Regions from separate parts of the Homo sapiens genome. Here all the other regions are linked to region 3. A link is a contact called in ENCODE Hi-C or POLR2A ChIA-PET data. All regions are on one chromosome and are shown on one strand. Each heading gives the region's core, a stretch centred on a gene start or an enhancer-like site at or near the end of the contact. The rest is flanking DNA. Distances are from core to core; before and after follow the strand shown. Region 1 overlaps CASP10 (caspase 10). Region 2 holds the start of FZD7 (frizzled class receptor 7). Region 3 holds the start of TMEM237 (transmembrane protein 237).

Region 1 (4,847 bases), core at 2,303-4,802, 430 kb after region 3:
TTGGCTGATGACATGGCCAAGCAGATGCTAACACAGCAGCCCTCCAAGCAATTCTATACAATCGCATTGGTGACATTGGCTTTATTTTAGCTATAGCATGATTCCTCTCATCATCCAATACATGAGAGCCTCAACAAATACTTATCCTTAACCCTACCCCCAACCTTCTTCCATTAATTGGTTTTCTCTTAGCAGCAGCAGGAAAATCAGCCCAACTTGGCCTCCACCCCTGACTTCCTTCCGCCTTGGAAGGCCCAACCCCAGTCTCAGCCCTACTTCACTCTAGCACTATAGTTGTGGTGGGAGTTTTCCTACTTACCCGCTTCCACCCCTCAACATCACTAATCATCACGGAAATGCAAATCAAAACCACAGTGACAGCTGGGCGCCGTGGCTCACGCCTGTAATACCAGCACTTTGGGAGGCTGAGGTGGGTGGATCACTTGAGATCAGGAGTTCCAGACCAGCCTGGCCAACGTGGTAAAACCCTGTCTCTACTAAAAATACAAAAATTAGCCAGGCGTGGTGGCACATGCCTGTGATCCCAGCTACTCGGGAGACTGAGGCAGAAGAATTGCTTGAACCTAGGAGGCAGAGGCTGCAGTGAGCTGAGATTGCGCCACTGCACTCCAGCCTGACAGAGCAAGATGTTGTCTAAAAAAAAATAAAAATAAAAATAAAAAACCCACAGTGAGATGCTACTTCACTCAAGTTAGAATGGCTATTATCGAGGAAACAAAAGAAAACACATATTGGCAAAGATCTGGAGAAAAGGGAACACTTACACACTGTTGGTGGTATTGAAAATTAGTACAGCCATTATGGAAAATAGTATGCCAGTTCCTCATAAAATGAAAAATAAAAATACTATATGATCCAGCAATCCCCATACTAAGTATATAAACAAAGAAAATGCAATCAATATGTCAGAGAGATATCTGCACTCCCAGTTTACTGCAGCATTATTTACAATAGCCAAGATATGGAATCAACCTAAGGGTCCAAAAATGGATATATGGATAAAGAAAATGTGATATTTATACGTGACAGAATACCATTCAGCCATAAAAAAAGAAAATCCTGACATGTCTGACAACATGAATGAGCCCAGAGTGAAATAAGCAAGACACAGAAAAAATCTGCTTGTTCTCACTCATGTGGAATCTTTGTTTAAAAAGTTGATGTCATAGAAGCAGTGATTAGAACAGCAATTACAAAGATGAGAGAGAGAAGGAGGGAAGGGAAGATGAGAGGTTAGTCAATGGGTACAAAGTTACAATTAGATAGGAGAAATAACCTCTGGTGTTCTGCTGCACAGTGGGGTGACTATGGTTAACAGTAAGGCATTCTGAGCTGGGCACTGTGGTTTGAGCATATAATCCTAGCTACTTACAAGGCTAAGGCAGGAAGATTGCTTGAGCCTAGGAGTTCAAGGCCAGCCTCGGCAACATGGTGAGATCCCATATTTAAATCAATCGATCAATCAGTAAGGTGTTGTATATTACAAAATAGCTACAAGAGAGGCTTTTAGAGGTTCTCACCACAAAGAAATGATAAATGCATGAGGTGATGGATACACTAACTACCCTGATTTGATCATTATACAACACATATATGTATTGAAACATCAAATTATAACCCTGAAATATGTAGTTATGAAGTATCAATTAAAAATAACAGAAATTTCTGGAGTACCAAAAAAAACCACACATTGCTTAATCATGCATGTATACTGTCTCCTTTTAATATTGTTGAATTTTTAAAATAATAATAATTTAAATATTCACTTATATTTTTATTATCTGTCCTTCCTTCACTGGACTTTTAGCTCCCTGGAGAGCAGATTTTGTCTCTCTTGTACACAGTTGCACCCCCTGTCCCCAGTTCGGTACCCAGTACAGTAAGCACATAGTACGCTCTCAATAAATATTGCCTTGTTCCTGAAGCCATAGACATTAGCCTCTGATGTCTGTGATGAGAATGGAGGGGCTGGTAAAGAAGAGAGAAAAGCAAAGTTGACTCAAGGTTCCAATCCTGAATTCCCAGAAGAGCACTATGGCCATTCCTTCAAATGGAAATTCAGGAGTAGGAGCTCCTGGAGAGAGCTGGGAAGATGAGCTCAGAAACATGCATGCTGAATGTGAGGTCCAAGGGCTAAACAGAGGTAGGATATCTAGCGGGATGTTAATGAGACAGGCTCAAGCAAGTCATTCATTGGCCCAGCAAATGTTTAACAAGCTCACAATATATCAGGTCAGGGGCTGAGGATATAAAGTTGAATGAAACAGGGTCTCTGCCCCCAGGAATTCAGAGATGAGTGGGCCAGAGATGGCAACTTTGGAGACGTTTTCATGGAGGAGCCCATGGCCTCTAGGTATGGCTAAAGGTGCCAAGAGGACAGCATGTGGCAGAGACAGAAGGGAAGCTGTCAGAGCAGTGGCAAATAGAAGTCCAAAGATAGCACATAGGTGCTCAGGACGTAAGAGTGAGTGATAAATAAACGAACAAATAAAAGGCCCCCATGCTTTTGTTCATGCTATTCCCTCTGCCCAGCACATCTTTCACCTGATTCTTTACCTAACATCTATTTGTCATTTCTAGAAGCCTCCTCTGATCCTTCAAATCTGGGCAAGGTACTCATTCTGCATGTTCCCATAACACCTATACTTCACAATGTGCACTTACCAGCTGGGGATGCCCTTCCCCGTCTATTTGTTTGTCTATCCCTCTAGCTTGTAAGCAACCTGAGGGCAAGGACTCTGTCTTTTTTTAACTCTGTATCTTCCTTTCCAGGTCCAGGCTGGTACTCAATACAAGGTTGCTGGATGGATGGATGGATGGACAGATGGATGGATGGATAGATGAATGGGTGGATAGATGGATGGATAGATGAATGGGTGGATAGATGGATAAATAGATAAACAGGAGGGTAGGCAGATGGTTGAACAGGTACATGGATAGAACAACGTAGAACTCTCACCCTTACCAAAGGTGTTGAATGAGAGTAAAATAAAAAATAAATAAAACTAATTAATTACAAATGGAAGAAAAAAAAGAGCTCTCACCTTGGGACCAATTTCTTCAGATGATTACACAGAGACTGAATATACCAGCTGCCTTCCTCCACATGCCGAAAGGATACATAGCCTGGGACAGTGGCCAGACCAAGTAGGAAGTCAGCCTCGGCAGGAATACTGTCCTGCAGGGAAGTGGGTGCCTGCTCAGGGTTCAGAGCATCTGCTTCGATGGATACGGAAGGCTGTATCTCTTCACCTTGGCAGGCCTGGATGAAAAAGAGTTTAGGTTTTTCAGCCAGTCTAGGGCACTGCAGGGCTGTGAAGTGAGACATGATCTCCCGAATGGGAATGAGGGCCTCATCCGAAGAGTAGACAGCTCCAAATCTCCCATGGGTCAGAATACAGAACACGAAGCAGTCCCCGTCGGCATGGGCTGGATTGCACTTCTGCTTCTGCAGGACCATCTCCATTTCCACTTTCGTCACATTATTGTGTATATGCACTGTGAACCCAAGCCACTGGAACACATGACTCAGGATCTCTGTTTAAAAACAAAAAAAAAAAAAAAAGAGAGAGAGAGAGAGAAAGGGGAAATAATAAAATGATGCAAAACAAAATGAAGAACTGAAACAAGGCCGGGCACAGTGGCTCACACCTATAATCTCAGCACTTTGGAAGGCCGAAGCAGGCGGATCACTTGAGGTCAGGAGTTTGAGAACAGTCTGGCCAGATGGCAAAACCCCATCTCTACTGAAAATACAAAAAATAGCCAGGTGTGGTGGCTCACGCCTGTAATCCCTGCTACTCGGGAGGCTGAGGCACGAGAATGGCTTGAGCCTGGGAGGCAGAGGTTGCAGTGAGCTGGGACTGCACCACTGCACTCCAGCCTGGGCAACAGAGCAAGACTCTGTCTCAAAGAAAAAAAAAACTGAAACAATGCTAATAGTTACAAAATTTGCACAGCAAATAGCCTAAAGCTTTGGATTATTTTTATTTTCATAACCATAAAATCTTACAATGAATCTCCTATCACGTAATACCCAGTGTTGTCACAACAGTCCTGAGAATCGGCAGTGGCCAGTGTTTCATCCTGTTTCACAGTTGAAGAAGCCAAGGTCTCTTGACTCTCCCATGATCACACACCTAGTTAGTGGTGGAGCTGGAGCTCACGCCCAAGTTGTCTCGTGCCAATCCAGCAGGCTCTCCCCCAGTACATGCTCTCCTCTATTCAGAATTGTGAATAGTCAAAGATTCTTGCCACTCTTTAGCAGACTGATGACTCCCCAGGGATATATAAGAGGCTCAGAAACATGATATCATCCTTACACGTATATGGAAGATAAAAGTCACAGAAAGAAAATGTGAAAATAAAAAATAATTTTAAGATCCCCAATTTGCATTTGATAAACTGTTCCAGACTTTCTTACCAGCATCTTTATGGGTTCCTTGTCTGTCCTTCAGGGAGGTAAAGCTGTGGTTGTTGACAATGACACAGAGGCCTCTGTGGTTCCGATTCATCCTGTACACAGCTGCCCTCTTGAAGAATAGATAGAGCCACTTAGTAGGAATCCTTATCTTAGGGCCTTAAATGTTTCTAACCAACCACTCCAATGGATCCACTGTGAGGAAGAGCAGGATGTATCTCCCCATGCCAGTTGTTTAAACCATGTTTTTGTTGTTGTTGTTATTTTGTTGTTGCTGTTGTTGTTGTTTTGAGATGGAGTCTCACTCTTGTTGCCCAGGCTGGAGTGAGTGACGCGATCTCGGCTCACTGCAACCTCTGCCTCCCGGATTCAAGGGATCCACCTGCCTCAGGTGCCCACCAACACC
Region 2 (4,983 bases), core at 1,448-3,947, 390 kb before region 3:
TCTTCTTTTCCAAATCACCCCTCGCCCCAAATCTGCAAAGAACTTCTCACTTCCAGGTCACTTCTCAGTAGAGGGGGAGAAAGTTACAGAAACAGGCCCCCACCCAGCAGTTCTTTTCCCTACCGTGCCTCTCCTCTTGCAAGAGGGCTGGGGTGGGAAAGGTGGGGAGGGGCCGGGGCTCATACCGCAGTCTCCCCCTTGCTGCTGTGGCTAAGTCTGTGGTAGAAGCGGCGCCACGACTGCAGGGTCTTGCCCGACCAGATCCAGAAGCCAGTGGTGATGCCGACGATCATGGTCATCAGGTACTTGATCATGAAGACGGTGAAGTCGGGGCTCATGGGCGGGAAGTGGCCGGGCGGGCAGGGCACGGCATAGCTCTTGCACGTCTGCAGGAGCCAGGTGCGCTCCCAGTGCTCGCGGAAGGCCTGCTCGTAGAAGTAGCAGGCCAGGACGATGGTGGCGGGCACTGTGTAGAGCACGCTGAAGACGCCGATGCGCACCATGAGCTTCTCCAGCTTCTCGGTCTTGGTGCCGTCGTGTTTCATGATGGTGCGGATACGGAAGAGGGACACGAAGCCGGCCAGCAAGAAGGACGTGCCTATGAAGAGGTAGACGAACAGAGGCGCCAGCACGAAGCCCCGCAGCGCGTCCACACTGGAGAGGCCAACGTAGCACACCCCGCTCAGCAGGTCCCCGTCTACCTGGCCCATGGCCAGGATAGTGATGGTCTTGACGGCGGGCACGGCCCACGCGGCCAGGTGGAAGTACTGCGAGTTGGCCTCGATGGCCTCGTGGCCCCACTTCATGCCGGCCGCCAGGAACCAAGTGAGAGACAGAATGACCCACCAGATGGAGCTGGCCATGCCGAAGAAGTAGAGCACCATGAAGAGGATGGTGCAGCCCTCCTTCTTGGTGCCCTGCGCCACCGTGCGGTAGCCATCGTCCGAGAAGCGCTCCACGCACACGGCGCGGTCCTCTAGAAGGAAGCCGGCCACGTGCGCCACGGCCACCATGAAGTAGCAGCCCGACAGGAAGATGATGGGCCGCTCTGGGTAGCTGAAGCGCCGCATGTCCACCAGGTAGGTGAGAACGGTAAAGAGCGTCGAGGCGCAGCACAGCACGGACCACACGCCCACCCAGAGGCGGGCGAAGCGCCTCTCCTCCTCCTTAAAGTACATCAGGCCGTTGGCACGGCCCGGTTCGCACGGGGCGCCACAATCGCGCTCACCCAGGAAGCGGTAGCCCAGGTACGGGGGCACCTTGAGCTGACGGGGGCATGAGAAGGGGAAGGCGGGACGCCCCCTGCCATCTGAGGCCCCCGGGGGCAGCGCGGTGAAGGGCAGGTCCGGCAGGTAGGGCGCGGTAGGGTAGGCAGTGGGGCCGCCGCCTGGGCCCCCGGAGCCGTCCGACGTGTTCTGGCCCACGCAGATCTCGCCCGCACCGTGCACCGGGAAGTTCTCGCAGCGCAGCCGCTCGGGCCACTGGAAGCCGAACTTGTTCATGAGCGCCTCGCAGCCCTGGCGGGCGCGCTCGCACAGAGAACGACACGGCGGGATGGCCTGATCGAGCACGGTGCACACGGGCGCATACATGGAGCATAAGAAAAAGCGGAGTTCGGGAGAACACTGCACCTTCACCAGCGGGTAGAACTGGTGCACCTCGAGGCCCGCGTCCTCTTGGTTCGTGTGGCCCAGCAGGTTGGGCAGGATGGTCTGGTTGTAGGCGATGTCCGTGCACAGCGGGATGGAGATGGGCTGGCAGAAGCCGTGGTCCGGCACGGAGATGCCCTTCTCTCCGTGGTACGGCTGCGCCCCGGCGCCCGCGGACAGTGCGCCCAGCAGCGCCAGCACCAGGGCACAGAGGCCCAGGGACGAAAGCGGAGCGGCCGCGCCGGGGTCCCGCATCGCCGGCCGCGAGTGCAGCGGTGCTCTCAGCCTGAGGAGTGCGACGAGGCGGTTGGGAGAGGCTTGGATGCGGGGAGGCGCCGCCGCGCCCGACGCATGAGAGTCCTCACGGCGCCGGGGCCGGGCCGTGGGCGGCGTGGAGCAAAGGGCGCTGCCGCCTGGGTGCCCGCGCCGCGAAGGCGCCGCAGACGCCGCCGCCCTGCACTCGCAGGGCCGCCGGGGGCCCAAAACTCGTCAGCCTGGGTTGGGGGCGCCGAGGAGGGCCGCCTCGCTCTCCCCGCGGGGACGTAACGGTGCGGCTCCCTCCGCCGCGAGGAGCAACAAGCGGCTCCGGCACCCTTCAAAGTTTGCCCAAGACTCTGGACCCCCGGCGCACCGCAGCGCGCACGCCCCCCGCGCCTGGTCCGGTCCCCGCTAGGAGAACCCCTGCCGCCGCCGCTCGCTCGCCCCGGCCGCCGCCTCCGCGGTGCTGCCCCGCCTCCTGGCCTCGAGGCTCCGCTCGTCGCCGCCTCCTTCGCCTCCTCCTCCACACCCCGCTCCTTCTTCAGCCCCAAAAGCTCGGCCCCAAGTTTCAGCCAAACGGCCGGCTCTTGCTGAGTCCGATCTCGGCCCCGGAGTCGGGAGCACGGCGAGTTCTTTTTGGAAACCCAGTCACACTGCGTCCGAAACCGCGAGGCGCTCGTGCCCGCGGCCTGGCCCCGGCCCCTCCAGCCCCTCGCAGCCCCAGCAGCGAGTCCTGGCGCCCGCCGCCGCCGCCGCCGCCGCCGCCCGCCGGGAGTGAGCGCCGACTAACGCCTCGGAGTCGCGCTGGTCGCCAGAAGAAGCGTCGGGCTCGCGGGGTTCCGGGCCGGCCCGCCCCCTCCCGTCCCCTCCCGTCCCCTCCCCTCCCCTCCCCTCCCCCCCCATTCACAAACCACTCCGGGGGCGGCCCCAGGCCCCGGCGGCCCAATGGCGGCCTTTGTTTTTTCGGTGGCCGCCTTCGGATTGGGCGGAAGTCGGAAGGGGCGGGCGCGGGAGTGGCGGAGGCGGTGTCCGCGGCGCTCTGGGCGGATTCCTGAGGGGAGGGGCGGGGGACTGGGAGGGAAAAGTTCGGAAAAACTTTTACCCTGAATTCGCTCAGGGACGAAAACGCGCAGAAAGGGAATTTGCTTCAAAGATTTGTTCCTCTTCCTGGTGCACTCAGATGCGCATTCCTGAGCAGGGGCGCCTTCGCCAGCGGCGTTTGAGGGGAGCGAGGACCGCGCAGCGCCCCTTCGGGGAGAGACGTGACCAGGAGTCGCGTTAGGACTGCAAAGGCTGGCTCTGGCGGGGCTTTCGGGTCGCCGGGTCCTCAATGTGGGGTTTGGGACGGGACGAGAAGGGGGTGCGCCTTGCGGATCGCCTCTTTCCCCCCGGACCCAAAGAGTCCACGCGAGGCCACAGTCCCCTCTCCCCTCCCCCGAGTTATAAAAAGGAGGAGGGGCCGCCTCCGAGGAGAAACCCGAGTCGGGCGGAGGGGGCCGAGTGACGGCGGGAGGAAGGACCCCTCGGAGGAAGGGCCCGAAGCAGGGAGAGCGGGGAACCCGGGCTCAGGCCACCCCGCCCGCGCGCACGGCCTGGAGTCTGGGGAACTGGGGTGACTCTAGCGAGGTTTTAAGGAAACGAAGACGGCGTTGGGGAGACTGGTTCTAGAAGTAACCTGAGACCGAGCGCCCAGGAACACTCTGTACGACGCGCCGGGCGTCTCAGTGGCCCCGTGTGCCTTGGTTCTGCGGCGTGTGCCCTTTCGGGATCCCATCTTCGTTGCAGAAGCAACCATTTGATCCTCCATTTAGAATCTGCGTAGGAATGTTTTAATGCGTCTTAGAAACCAGGCTAATTAAAGAGTTTTCAAAACACAAAGCGGGGTTATCCTCGTTCTCGGGTAGCGTTTTCTGATTGGCAAACGTTCTTTTGTTCTCGGTTAAATCTTCGTCTTGAGCCAGGCGCTGGGCGCTCGCGCGCGCTCTCTGGTTACTCCTGCGGGGGTCATAAGTCACCAGGGGGCCTCTCCCCTCTCTCCGGGCTGCCAGGAATATCAGGAATTCCCATGCAGGAAAGTGACATGTTGAGAAGGAAAAGAAAAAAATCAATCAATCAATCTCTCCTCCTCCTCCTCTTTCCTCTGTCTCTCTCTCTCTCTCTCTCACACACACACACACACACACACACACACAGCAATCCTGTGCTTTAAAAAACGTTATTCCTGGCGGAGCCCTTCTGCCTCAGTCCCGGGTGCTGGAGCTCTGAGCGATTTCTGATCAGGTTGAACCTTGGCAGAAGTTGCTGTCTCTGCTGCCTCCCGTGCGCTTCTTCTACAGCAGGAAAAAAACTCATTCTGAAATCGAAGACAATTAATTGGGTTCCCTTCCATGGGAGACTTTGGCTTTCTCTGTTTTTCTTTATTTATTTTCGATCACTGAAGATTGCTGGGAATCGTTCTTTCCGATTCACGGTTCTTTGTCCTTCCCCACTCCTGTTAATAGGTCGAAAGGGCGGAAGGAAGCCTTTGGGCCAAGGCAGAGTGTTAGACTGATCACATCCTCCATCCGGCCCTCAGCGGGAGTCGCCTTCTTCCTCCCAAGCATCAGTTTCGCCCTCCCTCCCGGACCCCCCCACCCTTTTTTTCCTTTTCTTTGGGACATGTGCTGAAGGTAATACGATACCTGCTTTAAAAATGTTTCATTCCTTCTTTGTGTTTTTAAAAGGGCCCCCCTTTTCTTTCTAAATTATTATTTCTATTACCTAACATCGGGGAGTGTTGATCTTCGGTTGAAATATGTTGCTTAAAGACAATGCTGCTGCTTTGCTTTGTCATTTAAAGTATGTGTGGTGGGGGGTTAGATTCCTTTTTTCTCTCCATGAGCTTCAGGATATCCTCCTTTTCTAAATCAAAATTTCATGCTTATTCATCAGGCCACTGATCTAAGTCATCTTTGCTTATTGAGGAAGAAATACCAAGCACTGTCATCAAATAAAATGAAAACTGACAGGATAAAATACTGTCTCAACTGCAACTAAAACCAATTTAGCTGATGAGCTTCTACTCTCCATATTATAA
Region 3 (4,645 bases), core at 2,146-4,645:
TAGTATTTAGTGTTAAGTATATTCACATTGTGTGAAACAGAGCTCTAGAATTTATTTACCTGGCAAAATTGAAACTAAAAATATGAATGATTCACTAAATATTTGTATGTCATGCTTGTACAAGGGCCATGCTAATCTCTGCATTGTTTCAGTTTTAGTCTGTGTGCTACCAAAGCAAGCACAGGTATCTTTAAATTATCCTTTCTCTTATTATTTTTATTTTCATATTTTTTGCAATGACTATGGAGGTCTGATTTTCCAGTTTGCCTTGTGAACAGTGGAGTCCATGAATGTATTTGCTGAGTCTTATGGGCATTTAAAATTGTTCTCATTTTTATGGCAGTCTAAACAAATTAACAAAATTGTTTCTGGATCATATGTATGGTCACTTTGTAAAGCCACAAGATTTTGGTGCCTGCATTTGTGTTTCAGATTGTATTGGTGACAAGTTGTACTATTTTCATGAACTAATAAGAAAATAACAGCAATGAATTTAATGCATTAGTGCCAAGTGAATGCCAAATTACCTTCATTAAATGAACATTTCACAATAGTAGAAACATAATATAACTGGCTTATACCATCCTCATGTTGAAAGTGGCCATTTTGTATCTTTAATGTTATCCCTATCAGATTAATGTTCACTTGAAATTTATGTTTAAATTTTATTTAAACTGGTACATTTTCTTTGGTTTTATGTTGTATATGGTTAAAAAGTTTCAAGTGTTTAGGTAAGAGTAAGATAAGTTCACACGGGAAGTTGAGGGGAGTAATCTGTCTGCAAACTATGACTAAATTTTGCAAAACATGACGAGACATTAAGACTAAAGATTAAAACATAAGTTTTGTAGTTTAGAAGACATTTATTGGACCTCATTTTTTAAAATAAAAACTTCAGTCTTTTATTATTTAAAAAAACTTCCAAATTAAAATTTCTTTATCTCAGTAATACATTTCTAAGAAATAAAGGATGACATACTGTGGATAGTGATATACTTTTCCCAGCTTTGCTTATGCTTCACATTAATTTAGAAGGATATGTTTATACCTGTTATAATAATTATATTTTCTCTACAAAAATTAGCTGGGCATGATGGCATGTGCCTATAGTCCCAGCTACTTGGGAGGCCTAGGTGGGAGGATCACTTGAGCCTGGGAGGCAGAGGCTGCAGTGAGCTGAGATGATCCTACTGCATGCCAGCCTGGGACAGAGTGGGACCCTGTCTAAAAAAAAAAAAAATTATTTTATCTATACTTAGCCACATTATTTCAATAACAGAGGGCAAAAAAATTACTATTTTCTAGTTTGCTGGTTTTGTAGAATTTTGAAAAAATATTTTTGAAACTTTATTGAAAATCATCTGTGCAAAATTTTCGGACCTTACTGTTTTTATACATAGTTTCACAACTGAATGTGACAGCATAACAAACTGTATTTTTTCCATTTGTCCAATTAAGTCTGTACTATCCATATTTTTCTATTTCTCCTAAAGGATGAAGACCTACAAGAGATGGAAAATTTAGCCCAAAGAATGGAAACTCAGTTTGGCCAATTTTTTGATCATGTGATTGTGAATGACAGCTTGCACGATGCATGTGCCCAGTTGTTGTCTGCCATACAGAAGGCTCAGGAGGAGCCTCAGTGGGTACCAGCAACATGGATTTCCTCAGATACTGAGTCTCAATGAGACTTCTTGTTTAATGCTGGAGTTTTAACACTGTACCCTTGATACAGCGATCCATAGTTGCAATCTAAAACAACAGTATTTGACCCATTTTAATGTGTACAACTTTAAAAGTGCAGCAATTTATTAATTAATCTTATTTGAAAAAAATTTTTATTGTATGGTTATGTGGTTACCTATTTTAACTTAATTTTTTTTCCTTTACCTCATATGCAGCTGTGGTAGAAATATGAATAATGTTAAGTCACTGAGTATGAGAACCTTTCGCAGATTTCACATGATCTTTTTAAGATTTAAATAAAGAGCTTTCCTAAATAAAATAAGCAATAGTTAACTTTAGAAACTGTACTCTATGAAACGTGTTTTATGAAAACATCTTTTACAAAAAGTGCTTACTTGACTAACTCAGCAAGAAAGGTTTAATGTACACATTTCACATCTAAAATCAAAACCTACAAGAAACTGCACTGCCTTCACTATTTACAAATCGGCCTACAAGGAAAAAATTATTCTCATGAGAGGTGTGACAAACACTAATTTTCCTTAACAGCCAATATCTACATGCAGGCCTAAATTAGAAAAAGGCAATGGATTAATCCCAGAGACCTATATATAGAAAATCACAAGAGTGAAACCGTGTCTCAGAGTTAAAGAAACCAGGGACTAACAGAAATTCTTGAGCATGCAGGACGGCAGATAAAAAACAACTTGCTAAATAAAACGCCTAAACTTCTTCCATTGTGAGATTAAAAAACAAAACAAAACAAAACAAAGCAAACTGGCTGAAAGTGGTTAGTACTAACACGGATGGCTACCTGGAGTCTGTACAAAATGAGCTTGCTGGCGTCACAGCTTGAATCTTTCCCCATGTTTCACACTGACTCCCTCCAAAATTTGCACATGCGACCCATGAAGGGACATGAAGAGGTAACTGCGAACGCCAGAGGATTTTCCAGATGGCTTCTTTCCTTCCACCAATCACCTACTAATCCCAGAATCCACCCCCTAAACGTTTTCTAATAAAAATACTGTCTTAAAGCCAACACAGGGAGACAGATTAGAGCTATACTCCTGTCTCCTTGTTAGCTGACTCACAATGAAAACTTTTCTCAAAAAATCAGCGCCATAATATTGGCTTCTGTGCGTATAGGGCAACAAGCCCCGTTTGTTTGGTAACAAGATTAGGATGCCATTACAAAGTGCTGTTTCTCTTTCTTTCCCCAGATTTGAGATTTCCAGGCGCTTTCCCTGTCCCTGTATCTGTTCATCTTCTGCATCATTCTCTTCTCCATATCCACACCATTCTTCCATCTTTCCCATTTCTTTCTTAACTGTAAAACAGAATGCATGATTCAAAATATTTGTAGTTCTCTGTTACTTAAAGTGAAAGTTATCTTTAAAAAAAAACAAACCCAACCAAACCAAACGATGCAAATCAGGTAGTTTGTAGTGATATTTATGTGAGGTTGGATTTGATTTTAAGGTTGAGAAAAAGTTTTTCCAAATTTGATTTACACAGTTGTGGGATGAAGGGTAAGCAATCGGAGAAAATGTGAGAATTGCCTATATTAATACACATCCACACACCCAGGCCTGCACAGACTCGTTGGTCCTGGAGAGTAAACGCATTCCTCCCAAACCCAGCAGCGCCTGGCAGGACAGAGGCGGGCGGGGACCTGGCTCAGGGGGCGGCTGCCTCGCCAGGCGCCACGAAGCCCCGGCGTCCCACAGGTCCCGGAGGCCGCTGCGTCGCGGGGAGCTGGGCTCGGGCCGCCGGCGGTTGCGCCGGGGCAGCCCCGCGGGGAGAGCACCATGAGGACTGACTCGGGGGCTCGGCTGGAGGAGGGCCACCTGGTGAGCGGCGAGGGGCGCGTCGGCCTCGAGAGGTGGCGGGTAAACAGCTACACTTGGCAGTGGGGGTGGGTGTGTGTGGGGGGGCGCCAACGAGCTGGGAATCACTAAGGGAGGGCCTTGCTCGTGGGGTGCGCGCATCCGCCCCTCCAGTGTTCACAGGAATGGGACGGAGACGCAGGCGAGGCCGGGACCGAACTCCCGGAGTGGGAGAGAGAGGCCTGGCATGAAGTTTGCGGGGACCTGAGCCCGCGTTGCCACGACGACGCCTCACTCATCTGAGGCCCGGGGCCCGGCGGGTGCCGGGGCTTCCAGCCAGGCCTCTCCTAGACTCCTCCGAGGAGAGGTCTGTAGCTGCCCAGAAGAGATCTGTTCGCCTGCGGAGTCCTTTAATTAAGGTCTTCCGTCACGCCCCGCTTCCCGCAAACAAATCACCGCCACCACTTAGGAAACCACGGGAAAGCTGTGATTGCAGCGCCACGGTCGCCAGATTTCTGCTCCTGGGCACATTACCCCCAACTCCGAGGCCCCCTTTTTGGCAGGGCTAGTCTGGACTGGCCAATCCAGGTCCCTGCACGCCTCTCACCGCAACATCCCCGCAGGGCGCTGCGCGCGGGGTACTAGCCAGGCGGCGCGGCCCGATGACGCATTGCGCCTGCGCGCGCGACCGAGCCGGGAGGGGTGGGGCGCCAGGTGCTTGGGGGCCGGCGGCCGCCGAGGCCGGCTAAACGCAGAATGGGGAAGAATCCTGTGGTAAGCGAGCCTTAGCTACTTTTAATTGTTAGGATTTTTGTCTTCAGTTGAGCCGTCCTACTTTTGAGGATTAGAGGTTGGGTCTCTGGGTGGGTGGAACGTCATTTTTGCGGGACTTTTGAAATCAGTTACGTGAACAGAGCCCTGGGATCGATCGCGCGCGCTTCGTAGCATCTTTAGAACAATAGCGCGTTCCTGTGACTGTCATTCTTCTCCAATTGTAATTTTGACTACTGGATGGTATTACGGCAGCTTGCCTCGTCCTAATCTTGTAGTACTTGCATTAATCTACTGTTCGAACGAATGGATTGCTAAATGGGACAAACTACAAGAGTGTCTAAAATTTAACCCTTTTG

The links. A loop is a pair of places that touch in the nucleus more often than their neighbours do. ChIA-PET counts read pairs that join two places held with the same protein, here RNA polymerase II (POLR2A). Pooled maps may share reads with other maps.
Region 1: a loop to region 3 is called in a pooled map, with 3 times the contacts of the local background. The contact joins the enhancer-like site here to the promoter of TMEM237 in region 3. A Hi-C loop is called at or near these places in 2 of 37 single-sample maps with no recorded cell type and 3 of 50 pooled maps. POLR2A ChIA-PET finds 5 or more read pairs at or near these places in 3 of 52 experiments (PC-9, Panc1 and activated CD4-positive, alpha-beta T cell).
Region 2: a loop to region 3 is called in a map of CD8-positive, alpha-beta T cell, with 28 times the contacts of the local background. The contact joins the promoter of FZD7 here to the promoter of TMEM237 in region 3. A Hi-C loop is called at or near these places in 8 of 168 maps with a recorded cell type or tissue (CD4-positive, alpha-beta T cell, CD4-positive, alpha-beta memory T cell, CD8-positive, alpha-beta T cell and 3 more), 5 of 37 single-sample maps with no recorded cell type and 22 of 50 pooled maps. POLR2A ChIA-PET finds 5 or more read pairs at or near these places in 1 of 52 experiments (activated CD4-positive, alpha-beta memory T cell).

What each region holds. Positions count from the first base shown.
Region 1 is chr2:201,207,781-201,212,627 of GRCh38, reverse strand. CASP10 (caspase 10) reads right to left here. Exons shown (of 10, transcript NM_032977.4): 8 at 4,445-4,553; 9 at 3,066-3,558. It also overlaps the pseudogene MTND5P25. Among named protein-coding and RNA genes, the nearest start is that of CASP10, 27 kb to the right of the region's middle. RefSeq lists an enhancer at 3,594-3,643. Within about 2 kb of position 3,552, at least 4 of the 41 ENCODE cell types and tissues checked have a DNase peak (open chromatin) inside an H3K27ac peak, as active enhancers do.
Region 2 is chr2:202,031,569-202,036,551 of GRCh38, reverse strand. It overlaps FZD7 (frizzled class receptor 7), which reads right to left and starts at 2,697. Exons shown (of 1, transcript NM_003507.2): 1 at 1-2,697. The coding sequence starts at 1,904. The coding sequence ends at 180. RefSeq lists enhancers at 1,656-1,775, 973-1,813 and silencers at 2,376-2,455, 2,566-3,115.
Region 3 is chr2:201,642,253-201,646,897 of GRCh38, reverse strand. It overlaps TMEM237 (transmembrane protein 237), which reads left to right and starts at 3,395. Exons shown (of 13, transcript NM_001044385.3): 1 at 3,395-3,539. The coding sequence starts at 3,498. MPP4 (MAGUK p55 scaffold protein 4) reads left to right here. Exons shown (of 22, transcript NM_033066.3): 22 at 1,494-2,024. The coding sequence ends at 1,688. It also overlaps the pseudogene RNU6-651P. RefSeq lists silencers at 3,277-3,536, 4,107-4,296.